Regions from separate parts of the Mus musculus genome. Here regions 2 and 3 are each linked to region 1. Evidence: chromatin contacts called from ENCODE POLR2A ChIA-PET data. All regions are on one chromosome and are shown on one strand. Each heading gives the region's core, a stretch centred on a gene start or an enhancer-like site at or near the end of the contact. The rest is flanking DNA. Distances are from core to core; before and after follow the strand shown. Region 1 holds the start of Med16 (mediator complex subunit 16). Region 2 holds the start of Bsg (basigin). Region 3 holds the start of Rnf126 (ring finger protein 126).

Region 1 (4,338 bases), core at 1,370-3,869:
CCACAGAACGGAGGCTGTGCTGTGCCTCCTTCCTCACAGGCTGCCCCTTTCCCTCCATTACTGAGTAAAAAGGACTCCCAGAGGCCCCGAGTCTAACTCTGCTCCCACTTCTAACTGGCTGAACTCTGGATGCAGACGGCCAGGGGGATTCTGGGTTGTCATTAAATCAAAGTGGACTGGAATCTGAGAACAGCAGTCACTGGCTGGTTACAAAGGCAACTTGTTGGAGATAGCAGCCATTTTAAGACTCCACTGCAGACACGAGATATCTGTTAAACAGATTCACTGTACAGGGAGGGAACATAGCTAAAGGGGAGCTTCAGGGTCAGGGGCGCTCAGGGATGGCAGGTACTGACAGGTATCCCACAGCAATTGGCAGTGAGCACGGGAGCTGCACACTTGTGGTTCCATCCACCTACCCCTAGGTCCCCCAGTGGTACGCTCACCTTCTCCACATGCAGGGCCAGCTTTACACCGTTGTGCAGCCAGGACAGGGCCACGATGGGGTCCCCCTCCACCTGGCTGCCCACCGAGCTCTCCCAGCTGTTGGCCAGGTGGTCAGCCATGCTCCAGCATTTGATCTGTCCATCAGCATCAGCAGACAGTAGCCGGGACCCTGCGACCAGAGAGCTGTGTCAGGGGCCTTCCCCCCACTCTGGACTCCCAGCGGGTGGTGGCTGTCGCCAGGCTCTGGACTGAGAGCACACCCCCTGGCCTCACCTGACTGGTCCCACTCCAGGCAGGTGATGGCCTCGCTGTGGCCAGAGCTGACAGAGTGCACTTCCCAGGGGTGTTCCGTGTCTAGGATATGGATCATGTGTGTCAGATCTGCAGTGGAAAAAGAACACTGAGGTCAGTGTAGCTCGAAGTGCCTGTGTCCCCACCCACAGTGCACCTCTCCTATAAGCTCCGCCATGCTGCTAGTCCCTGGACAGGGCATCCTGTGCAGCCACATGTCTTAACATTGTTGGAAGATGGTGAGCAGTGTATGTATGTCTCTTCTCCCACCTTGCTTTCCCTGGCCTCTCAAAACCCTCTAACTGGCATCAGAGTGTCTGGCTCTGCCACCACGAGCCTTCCAGATCTGAGGCACAGTGGAGCCACACCTGGCAAGCCCACCCACATGGTCTTGATCCCCAGGTCCTAGCCAGGTAAGGAGAGCCAGCACTCACCCTGGTCATCATTGCGTAGGTCTGTGGTGAAGGCAATGAGGTTCCTGCAGGACCAGGCACAAGCCAGGGGCAGCGACGGGCAGTACGTGCTCTTGGCCCACTTCTCCCATTCGCACACATAGGCCAGGTCCATCATACCCACCGCACCCAGCACGGTCCCTGGCTCCTGGGGAAAAGGGAGGCAGTGCTCTATAGCAGCTCCCAGCTAAAGGGTGTCTAGAATGTTCTCCAGCGAGAGCCCTGCTATAAAATCCATGATGCCCCGCCTGGGGTCACTCCTCCCTAGGCAACCCAGATCAGCCTGAGCTCAGCCTACAAACGCTAAGCACCCTCCACACACACAACCGGGCCCACCCCTACCACTTCAGTCTGGGCCTCAGTCTACACTCTAGTTCAGTCTCCAAGCCTTGCCTGGGACCTAGTAGCTTAGACCCCGCAGCAGCCCATGCCACACAATACTCTCAACAAGTTAACATCCAAGGCTCAAATTCTGAGCCTTTTTTTGTTTTTTTTTTTTTGAGACAGGGTTTCTCTGTGTAGCCCTGGCTCTCCTGGAACTCACTCTGTAGACCAGGCTGGCCTCGAACTCTGAAATCCGCCTGCCTCTGCCTCCCAAGTGCTGGGATTAAAGGCGTGCGCCTGGCAAAAAGCCTGAGTCTTTTTTTTTTTCTTTTTGGTTTTTCGAGACAGGGTTTCTCTGTATAGCTCTGGCTGTCCTGGAACTCACGTTGTAGACCAGGCTGGCCTCGAACTCAGAAATCCGCAGCCTCTGCCTCCCAAATGCTGGGATTAAAGGCGTGAACCACCACACCCGGCTAAATCCTGAGTCTTAACACACACACCTCCACCACCTCCCGCCCAAGCTCGTTAAGCTCCACCCACATTGTCTAATCACCCTAGGCTCCGCCTCCAAACCAAACTGGTAAATTCAGCCTCAGTTTCTGCTCAGCTTGTGACTACTAGGTCACCTCTCTGCATCGATCTCAGATCTTTAGCACCCCCAACCCCGGCCCACCTTAGACTCCGCTCCCTAGGCCACATCCCTCTCTATCAGTCTTATTTCTTCAGACTCTGCCCCTCCATCCAACTTCTGAACTCAGGCCACGCCCCTCCCAGGGAGGCTCAGCCCCTCGGACCACGCCCCCTCCTCAACCCCGTCGCCTTAGGCTCCCCCTATTCACATCCCTCCCACAACGGCCTCTACCCAGCAAGCTTTGTTCCCAGGCCCGCCCTCTGACCCCGCAAGCCCCGCCCCTCGGCCTTCCGCTCGCGGTTTTAGCCTGAAACGCACCAGCCACGAGTCCCGTACCCCGCACGCCGTACTAACCTGTCCGCCCCGGGCGCCCAGTCGGCCCGGCGGCCGCGGTCCACACTCGCCCCAACGCCCGGGATCCGACGCCGCCATCTCTAGGCCCGCGCCGGCCCCCTCGCACAGACTTGTGGGAGAAGCTCGGCTACTCCCCTGCCCCGGTTAATTTGCATATAATATTTCCTAGTAACTATAGAGGCTTAATGTGCGATAAAAGACAGATAATCTGTTCTTTTTAATACTAGCTACATTTTACATGATAGGCTTGGATTTCTATAAGAGATACAAATACTAAATTATTATTTTAAAAAACAGCACAAAAGGAAACTCACCCTAACTGTAAAGTAATTGTGTGTTTTGAGACTATAAATATCCCTTGGAGAAAAGCCTTGTTTGTGCTCGCTTCGGCAGCACATATACTAAAATTGGAACGATACAGAGAAGATTAGCATGGCCCCTGCGCAAGGATGACACGCAAATTCGTGAAGCGTTCCATATTTTGTTCCTCAGAGGAACTGACAAGCACCCTAACATCCTATTGGAGGCTCACTCACGTTTTTTCTATTTTGTTTCTTGACAGCAGAGCTCGTTGCTCACTGTATAGCTCAGGTTGGCCTGACACTGATGAGGTTCTCCAGTGACTGCCTCTACCTACCTACTGGGATGACAGAGGTGTACCACCAAGCCACGGGCTCCTGTGTGAGTGTGTGTGTGTGTGTATAAGTGTGCCTTCCACAGTGCACGTAAGAGGACAAGGAGTTGGTTCTTGCTCTCAGATCATCAAGCTTGGCGGCAAGCACCTTAACGTGCTTAACCATTTTGCTGGCCCTCAAGTGACTGTTGTTTGAGGCAGGGTCTCACTGTATGGCCCTGGCTATGTAGACTAGCTGGCCTTGAACTCACAGAGATCCATCAGCCTCTGGCTCCTGAGTGCTAGGATTCAGAGGTGTCCAACAATGAGACCTGTCTACCACATGGCCCAGGCTGGCCTCAAAATCACTTGTCACTGGTCACCATGTGGTTTAAATGGTGCTGGGGATGGAACCCAGGGCTTTGAGCATGCTAACCAATTGCTTTCCCCATCGAACCCCAACCTGGCACCTCATCTTTAAGCATTTTACATGTTGTAAAATGAACTAATGTTATAGAGACTTTGAGGTTCCCCCGTGTCCAGCTTGCTAGCTCGTGCCCTCAGTGATCTCCCAGTCTCACCCACCCCCACCAAACCTAAAGACAAACACGGGGACAGGACTCGAGCACCAAGGCTTTATTAAAATCGTCCCTTTCCCCCAAGCTCAAAGAATCACACAGAAGGGGAAGGGAAGGAGGGCCAGGCCTGCTGAACATATAAGACCTCTGCAGTGACCACAGCTATGCTGAGCAGCAGAGGGGACAGGGGAGGGGACAGGGAACACAAGGTCAGAGGCTTCTGGCTGGAAGTCCTGGACCCCTGGCATAAGGAGAGGGGAGAAGGAGGAGGAGAGGACAGTCTGAAAGGCAGGCAGGGCCTAGGGAGCTGGGGACAAGATACACACATCACCAAAAAAAAAAAAAAAAAAAAGCATAAAATGAGCCCTTGAGACAATGCTTGTCCAGGTTCATGGCACATGGCGTGCATACATGTGCGCCACACACACACACACAGACAGACAGACAGACAGACAGACAGACACACACACACACACACACACACACACAAGAAAGTGTCCTGGGGAGGTCTGCAGAGTCCTAGAGAGAGGACCAGCCACCCTCATCAGAGCTGAAACATGGAGGGTCAGGCAGGGGTCACAACAGAGCCCACTACCGGCTGGCGCTAGGTGTTTTGGTTGTGCCTCCCCACTTCAAAAGAGAAATTAA
Region 2 (4,338 bases), core at 952-3,451, 200 kb before region 1:
CCTGGAATTCACTATATAAACTAGGCTGGCCTCCAACTCACAGGAGATCCACCTGCCTCTGCCTCTGAAATGTTAGGATTAAGGCTTTTAATTTCAGCAAAGGAGTCAGAGGCTAGCTGGGTCTACATAGTAAACTCCAAGCCAGCCAAGTCTACCCAGTGAGCACCTTTCTCAAACAAACAAAACGCAAAAATTGTGACAAAATGTCCACGCCACAAAATAAGCTTAAAACAACAACAGAGCCAGGCAGTGGTGTGTGTGGTGGCATATGCCTTTAATCCCAACACTTGGGAGGCAGAGGCAGGCAAATTTCTGAGTTCGAGGCCAGCCTGGTCTACAGAGTGAGTTCCAGGACAGCCAGGGGCTACGCAGAGAAACCCTGTCTCGAAAAACCAAAAAAAAAAAAAGGCAAAAAAATTTTTTTTAATTAATAAATAAATAAGATACGCTATGGAAGGGGAGATGGCTCGATTTTTAGGGTGCTTGCTGCATTTCCAGAGGACCACACTTCAGTTCTCAGTACCATATCAGGCCCATAATGCCAACTCCAGGGAAACAGGTGCCTGCCTGCTCTATCCTCTGTAGCACTTGCATTCATGTGGTACACACACACACAGCCATACTTACACATAAATAAATGAATAAATAAATAAGTAAATACTTAAAAACACAGAGACATACTTACACATAAATAAATAAATAAATACTTAAAAAAAAGTTATTCCAGGCAGGGTGGTGCACACCTTTAAACTCAGCACTTGAGAGGCAGAGGCAAGCAGATTTCTGAGTTGGAGGCCAGCCTGGTCTACAGAGTGAGTTCTAGGACAGCCAGGGCTACACAGAGAAACTCTGTCTGGAAAACACACACACACACACACACACACACACACACACACACACACTCACACACACACACACACACACAAATTATTTTATTTATGTGAGTACACTGTTGCTCTCTTCAGACACACCAGAACCTCATCTGTAATGGGCGTCAGATCCCATTACAGATGGCTGTGAGCCACCATGTGGTTGCTGGGAACTGAACTCAGGACCTCTGGAAGAGCAGTCGGTGCTCTTAGTCACTGAGTCATCTCTCTAGCACCCAAATAAATACTTTTTTTTTTTAAAGATTTATTTATTTATTATATGTAAGTACACTGTAGCTGTCTTCAGACACACCAGAAGAGGGCATCAGATCTCGTTACGGATGGTTGTGAGCCACCATGTGGTTGCTGGGATTTGAACTCCAGACCTTTGGAAGAGCAGTTGGGTGCTCTTACCCACTGAGCCATCTCACCAGCCCCTTTTTTTTTTTTTTTTTTTTTTTAATATTAAAGGCTTCACGAATTTTCGTGTCATCCTTGCGCAGGGGCCATGCTAATCTTCTCTGTATCGTTCCAATTTTAGTATATGTGCTGCCGAAGCGAGCACAAATAAATACATTTTTGAGATAGGACCTTACAACTTAGTCTAGAACTGGCTACGTAGCTAGAGCCCAAGCTGTCCTCAAAACTCAGATGCCTGCCTCGCCTCTGCCTCCCGATGTTGGGGTTAGAAGCCTGCGCCACAGTGCACGACCTTCAAATATAATTTGTTTTTGATTGGTTTGGTTTTATTCGGTTTTGGTTTTTTGATACAGGGTTTCTCTTGCAGCTCTGGCTGTCCTGGTGGTACACACTCTATAGATTAGGCTGTCCACCTGCTTTGTGTCTCCCGAGTGCTGGGATATAAAAGGCATGTGCCACCACCAACAGGCTGAAATGTAAGGGTTTTTTTGTTTTGGTTTGTTTGTTTGTTTGTTTGTTTGTTTGTTTGTTTGTTTTTGAAAAGGACAGCCGAGCATCGTGGGTCAGGCATTTACCCCAGCACTCCATCCAAAGGCAGAGGCAGGTGGATGTTTGAGTTCGAGGTCAGCTTGGTCTACAGAGTAAGTTTCAAGACAGCCAGGGCTACACAGAGAAACCCTGTCTCAAAAAGAGACAGAGGAGAGAGAGGGGGTAGAGAAGAGCGGGGATAGGGGAGAAAGGAGAGGGGAGGGGAAAGATTGGGGGTAAGGGAGGGGGGGAGAGAGGGAGAGCACGAGCGAGGCGAGAGCGCGCGCGCGCGAGCTCAAGGGCAGTCCAGGCTCCAGGCCCCACCCCCTCGAGGGTGTGGCCTGTGTGGTCACGTGCCAACGCTTCTCCACCCGCTCCGCTCCTGTAGCGCGAGCGGGAGCGGCGGACGCTGGGTACGTGCCTACTCCCTGTGTGCCTGGCGCCCCGCCCTGCGACGCCGCGTGCGTGCGTACGTGCGTGCCTGCGTGCGCGCGCCCCGCCCTTCTTATAGAGCCGCAGTGGGGCAGCTCCTGGACGAGGCGACATGGCGGCGGCGCTGCTGCTGGCGCTGGCCTTCACGCTCTTGAGCGGCCAAGGCGCCTGCGCGGCGGGTAAGAGCGGGGTGCTGGGACCGGGCTGGGGTCACGGACTTAAGGTGAGCCTCCGATTTCGGGGACTCGGTGGTTCCCTACTCGGGCTCGAGGCTTGGAGATTGTGGAGGAGTAACAGTGGCTGTGGGTGACCCTCGAGTTGAACCTAGCCTCGACTGGGCATCGAGGTGGAGGGGAGTGATCTTAGAGATGAGGCCCTGGAGAGACAAATCAAAGGTTAGGACTCTGGGGGAGACGTCCTAAGGTTGTGGGAACCGGAGGTGGAAGGAGCCGCCACCTTGTGGTGGTCCCCACCAGGACATGGGCTGGAAGGTAATTTGGATGGATTTGGATTACAGAAGTGAATGGGATGACCCCAGATTTTGGTCAGCTGGAGATGGAAGGAGCCGCTTCCCTAACTGTCCCAGCTCCCGGAATAGGGCTGGGACGTGACCCTGAAGGTTTGGGGATACAACAATGACTATAATTGGCTTAGGTTTTGGGGAGTTAGGGAAGGTGTGGGAAGAGGTGACCCTGACGCTGGAAGACAGTAAGGCTCTGGGGCAACATCTCCAACGTGAGTGAGGGCGTCCGTGGCCAGGGAGCTGTCTGGACCATCTTGGTGTCTCCACCTGCGTACCAGGGCTGGAACGGAACCCTAGTAATTTACCTCCTCCTGGTGTTGGGGCCTGGGAGAGTGAAGATAAAAGAAGTCAGCACGTTGAGGGTTCCACACCTGAGAGACAGGGCTGGAAAGTAACCATGGGCCAGAGGGACATCTGGCAGGACATCTGAGAGAGGTTTGTGGGACCTGGGGTGAGGGACAGCAGTGTTGCAGGTGGCTTCCTCCAGGATTGGAGAGATCTGGGGACTAAAGAAGCTGCCACCTTGGGGAGATCCCAAATTTGGAAGACCTGGGAGTCGAAGGAACTGCAGTCTTGGTGTCCCCACTCAGGGAACAGAGTGAGGGTCACAGTCCCTAATTTAGGAGGGCATGGAGTTAGAGAGGTCTGTTACTTTAGTGTTACCATCTGGGCAAGGGGAGGATGCGAAATAGACTTTCCTACAAAGGCTGTCTCCAAGGTTTGGGGTCACTAGGGGGACTAGAGTAGGAGGAGCTACCATTTCAGGGTGTCCATACTTGGGGGACCAGGCAGGGAGATGATTCAGAGGGTTTGGGGTACAGAAGTGCCTGGGGAGAGGTCCACAAGTTTGGGCATATGGGTGGAAGTGAGGTGACTAGGAATTTGGGGGAGGTCCTTGATGTTTGGTGATGTGAGGGGGATGGAGAAAGGATTGGAAGGTCTCAGTGGAGGAAGCTGCTGCATTGCTGTTTCTACTTAGTGAAGGAGCACAGCATTGCTTGGGGAATGTGAAAGAAGAGGATGAAGTTGGTGGGGGATAGCATTGCCTATTAGTAATGTCCTCAGGTCTCTGGAGGATGTGGATTGGAAAGGGGGTGAGAGGTGACCCCGTGGGTTCTTGGGGTAAAGAGGTGCCCAGGGATGGGTAGGCTTGGAGGGCTGGGGATGAGTGGACTCGCCCTCACATGTGAGGGTTGGGTGAGGAGTTCCTGAGAGGCAGTTCCCGCCCCTAGGTTTGGAGGAGTCCTTATCAGCTGTCCCCAGCTGTCCCTGTCCTCCTTGGGGTGAGCTTGCAGGTTCTCCATAGTCCACAGGGGCTGTATCCCTGTAATGGCCACCTGTCCCTGCCCCTCTGGGCTGAGGCAGAGCTTCAGGCTGGTCTAGGAGTTCCCTGGGAGCCAGTGCCTGCGAATGGCTCCGGACCCCAGGCTCAGGCACTTGCTGGATTATCATTCCTGGTGGGATTTCTGGTGGCCAGGGCTCTGCACACTCAGCTTGCTCCCACCCTGGAGTCTGGCCCATTCTGGCCTTAGATCCTTGCCTGATGAAGGCTCAAAAGGGCAGCTG
Region 3 (4,338 bases), core at 1,277-3,776, 140 kb before region 1:
TAGGCTCGCATTGCCCACACCTCTCGCCAACTCATCTGTTTCCTGCTGACACGTTCCCAGACAAGCCATCTTCCCAACACCCTGAAGCTCTGAAGCTCTGCCACTGCTGCAGCCATAGCCGCACAGGCACAAGCTACCTATTAGAACAGCTGTTCTCAACCTGTGGACCACAACCTCTCTGGGGTTGAAGGATTTTTTCACAGGGGTTCCGTATCAGATAATCTGCTAGTAAGATATATTTACATTACAATTTATAACAGTATCGTAATTATAGATACGACGTAGCAACAAAATAATTGTATAGTTGGGGTCACCACATGAGGAACTGTATTAAAGTGTCCCAGCACTAGGAAAGTTGTGAGCCACTGCATTAGAACCCTGCTCACTTGTCTGGGGAGAGCAGCACAATGGGCAGCTGATACACCAAGGTTGTGCTCGGGCTACAGCTGACAATCGACCCTGTGCTGAGACCCATCTGACCTTAGAGCAAAGCAGCAAGAGGTAGCACAGGGCCTGCGAAGATGCCACCACTGGAACTGGGTGTCTCTGGCGGTTAACTCAGGTGTCTGAGAGGCAGCTGAAACTAACACCGCATAGGACGGCCTATTCTGGAGTGTGGGCCATGGCAAGTCTCACTGAACCCACAGACCTGCCCCTGCTCCCTGTCCCACACTAGCTGCTCATACAAAAACCACCCATGCCGGTCAGGTGGTGGCGGAACACGCCTTTAATCTCAGTACTTGAGAGGCAGAGGCAAGCAGATCTCTGTGAATTCAAGGCCAGCCTGGTCTACAGAGTGAGTCCCAGGACAGCCAGAGCTGTTACACAGAGAAACCCTGTCTGGAGAAACAAAACAAAACATCCCCCATGCTCTGTTTAAACACTTGTCACTCCCTGACTGGCTGGCCTATACAAACCCTGTAAGAACAAAGACCATGCTGGGTCACTGGGGCTTACAGGTAGGCTCGTGCCAGGCACAGTGGCAGTTGAGAGGTCAGGGTCCTCCTTATTCAAGGGCACTGAGCCAGAACCTGGTGCTGCTCTGGTCCCAGTAAGGAAACCTGACAGCTAGGTGTACACCTGGGTCTGGCCATCTCCTTACAGAAAACAGTTCCCAGAGCTCACAATGGTGCCAAGGGGCAGCATAGTCCCCAGTCCAGGGGCGTCAAGGCAGATCTGGGGAGGCAAGGCTGAGGCACAGGAAACACAAGTAGAAATAACAATCAATTCCTATGTTCCAGGTTCACCTGGCACCCCACATACCACTCTCTCCAAGCTGCCCCCCTTCCTAGACAGGGTTCCTGTCTGTCCTGGAACTAACAGTTGGCCTCAAACTCAGACATCGGCCTGCCTCTGCCTCCCAAGTGCTGAAATAAAAGGTGTATGCCACCACCTGAATTCTTGGAGTTAATCGCCCTGAAGAATGTCATGGTGTCACCATCCAGAGGGAGAGTGCAGAGACCAGAAGGAACTACAGCACCTCTTACCACCCACCCCGTCGTCACCCTGACAGACTCTGGCTAATTACTCCACCACCTTCTCCGCAATGGTAGATTGGCTTACACCAAACTAGCTACTACTTCTTCAAGGACCCACCCAGGCTTCCACCTCGAAGGGCAGGAGCAGGCTCCACGCTTGGCCTGGAAAGGCCACGGTAGGTTGCAAGTACTGAGCGATCACCTTTCCAGGAGCGAGCCTCAAACCTGGGTATGAAACAAGGGATGCCTGGAAGGTGGGAGGTTCTGTCCTGGGAGAGGAGGCCTGGGGATACCAGCCTAGTCAAAGTCACTCTCAAGAAACTTGCAGGATCCCTGGCATGCACCTGGACAAAACCACCTTGAACCGGAAAAGATGCAGGACACCCAAGCAGGGTCCTCAGGATAGATATGTCCAAAGCTACGAGGAAGAAGCAGGAGGCCAGGGGACAACCAGGTGGGGACCGGGGGATGCAACTGGTCAAAGCCACACTGAAGCCTTAGCACAAGGCCTGTAACAGGCAAGGAGGTGCAGGTACGACCTTCCCAGACCCTCCAGCTCCGCCGTCGGATTCGCAGCTCCTCTGGGCGCAGCAGCGAGGCCCGGGGCGGCGCTCGAGGCCGCGCCGCGCGCCCCCGCGTCCTGGCCACGCGCTCGGCGGCCGTCCCCAGCGCGGAGCTCAGCTTCCGAGCCCCACCGGGTCCGACCAAGCCTGCGTCCCTCGGGCGACCCCGCCGCCGCCCTAGGTTCTTGGACCTGCCCGCCACGCTGCTCGCACCCCGCCGGGTCTCAATTTCCCCTCTAGCCAGCTTCGCGCGCACAGCTCCACGGCCCTCCCGCCCAGGTCTCACCGGCAGGCGCGGCACGATCTCTACCGAGCAGCAGTGGCAGAAGTACCGTCCGGGCTGCGGCGACGCCTCGGCCATGGCCACCGCCGCCTCCGCGCCGCCCGCCCCCCGCGCGGCGCCTGCCGCCGGCCGTTTGCTGCTCCCTCGCCGGCCGACGCGCCCGCGCACGCTCACGCATGGCACGCACGGCACGCACGGCAGGCGTGGGGCTCGCGGAGAAACGCGGGCAACGCGCTGCGGGGGGCTGACTCGTGGAGAACGGTGGCCGCACTAGGACAAAATAAGTATTTCCGGAAGCCAGAGACCTGGGTCCAGTGTGTGGGGCGGAGCCTGGGGGCGAAGCGGCGGAGCCTAGTCTCCTTAGTAACCGGGACGGAGGTGAGGGTCAAGACTGCAGAGCATCTTGGGGGCGTGGCCTATCTGGTGTGGGCGGAGTCTAGAGGGCTTGGCACTTGGGGGTGGAAGGGCGGAGTCACGCTTGAAGAGTGCGGAAGTCCAGGGACAGCGCGAAGGCGGGTCGCCTTGGCGATGACTTTAGGAGGTGAAGTCAGACATGGAAGCAGAAGAAGTCAGAGATGGGGGGCCAGCGAGCGGCGGGGCTACGTGGGGGAGAAGACTTTTTGGCAACCTGCGTGGGACAGGGCCTCGGGGAAGCCTCCGCGACCAAAGGGCGGGGCCTTCGTGGGGGCCCGGGATGTCTCTTTGGCAACCTGGGGTAGGTTATAACCTGTAGGCAACTGGAAAGCTTTAGGGTCCGCAGGCTGAGCCTGCGCAGGGCGGGGCCGGGTTTCCATGGTGACGAGACAGCGACGGGACCAATCCTGGAATCCGCCTAGGAATTTGGCGTGAGCCTGGAGGCGGAGCTCCAAGCTTGCGGGGGCCGTCTCCTTGGCAACGAGGATGGGCAAGCCTGAAGGCGGGTGACTATCTCCAGAGCGGGGATGTAGTCGACAGGGCTGAGTTTCTCCGGCATACGGGATTGGATGTAGAGGCCTCGGAAAGCCAAGTACAGTCGCGAAGTTGGAGTCCTTGAGGGGCGGGACTTGGTTGCCTTGCCAATGGCTTAAGTTGTTAGGGCTATCCCTAAAAAAAAAAAAAAAAAAAAAGTGAGGGACGGGGCCTAAGAGACTCCTCCTCTTCTTCGAACCATCAAGCCCTCATTTCCCAGCTTCCTTCCCCTCATTTAGCCTTCCAGACAAGCTTGCCTGTGGATATTTGCTTGCACTGCACTGCCTGTGCCTCCAAGTGCTTGGTCCCCCAAACTCCGGAGTCTCGGCTGCAATGTTGCCTTTTCACGCGGTCTCTACAGCCCTCCTACATACACTTATGTACACCTGATAATCTGTAAAAACAGTGCCGGGCAGAAGGGAGTATCATGTCTGGACGATACACATCAGGTGTTCCACAAACACCCGAGATAAGGATGAAGAAGGGATGCATTCTCTGGTAGAAGGAGGATCCTCTAGCCCGCAGGCACCCCGTGTGACTCTTCAGGAGTGAATGAAGCCTGCGTCGTCTTCTAGGCTAGGCCCAGAATGTTTCTGAGGTTAGTTCCTGTATTTATTTACTTATTCGTTCAACATTCATCTAGCGTCTATGAAATGCACACAAACACTCCAGCACCATAAGGCAGGGGGGAGGCTTGGACTCTAAACTGACCTTGGATATCTCTGATGACACAAGAATGACTTCCTGGGGGTGAGGAGGGTACATTGCAAGCAGAGTTTTGAAGAAAGAATAGGAGTTACTCAGAGTTAGGATTCCTGCAAGAAGGGGAGGGACAGTCAACCTTCACACCTGGCCTGCTTTCTGTCCCCATTCCCACCCATTCCGGCATTGACCACCAGAGGGCACATGGCCCCCATCAATCGGAACTAGTTATCCCACTAGAGCCAAGTCTACTGTGGTGAGGCAGCCCCTCAGTCGTTTAAACACGCCAATATTCAATGGAGAGACCTTCCTCTGAGCAGCTCAGGGTAGTTGAAAAGTTATGGGGCAGTGGGCGTGGGTTGAC

The links. ChIA-PET counts read pairs that join two places held with the same protein, here RNA polymerase II (POLR2A).
Region 2: POLR2A ChIA-PET joins it to region 1 with 12 read pairs in embryonic stem cell. The contact joins the promoter of Bsg here to the promoter of Med16 in region 1. POLR2A ChIA-PET finds 5 or more read pairs at or near these places in 2 of 5 experiments (Patski and embryonic stem cell).
Region 3: POLR2A ChIA-PET joins it to region 1 with 10 read pairs in Patski. The contact joins the promoter of Rnf126 here to the promoter of Med16 in region 1. POLR2A ChIA-PET finds 5 or more read pairs at or near these places in 3 of 5 experiments (Patski and embryonic stem cell).

Annotation. Positions count from the first base shown.
Region 1 is chr10:79,906,319-79,910,656 of GRCm38, forward strand. Med16 (mediator complex subunit 16) reads right to left here and starts at 2,620. Exons shown (of 15, transcript NM_198107.2): 1 at 2,500-2,620; 2 at 1,173-1,338; 3 at 721-828; 4 at 447-616. The coding sequence starts at 2,577. R3hdm4 (R3H domain containing 4) reads right to left here. Exons shown (of 8, transcript NM_177994.5): 8 at 3,734-4,338. Gm24019 (a small nuclear RNA gene) reads left to right here and starts at 2,877; the gene lies at 2,877-2,983.
Region 2 is chr10:79,702,157-79,706,494 of GRCm38, forward strand. Bsg (basigin) reads left to right here and starts at 2,202. Exons shown (of 8, transcript NM_009768.2): 1 at 2,202-2,428. The coding sequence starts at 2,362. It overlaps Gm25794 (a small nuclear RNA gene), which reads right to left and starts at 1,434; the gene lies at 1,328-1,434.
Region 3 is chr10:79,764,426-79,768,763 of GRCm38, forward strand. Rnf126 (ring finger protein 126) reads right to left here and starts at 2,527. Exons shown (of 9, transcript NM_144528.3): 1 at 2,328-2,527. The coding sequence starts at 2,402.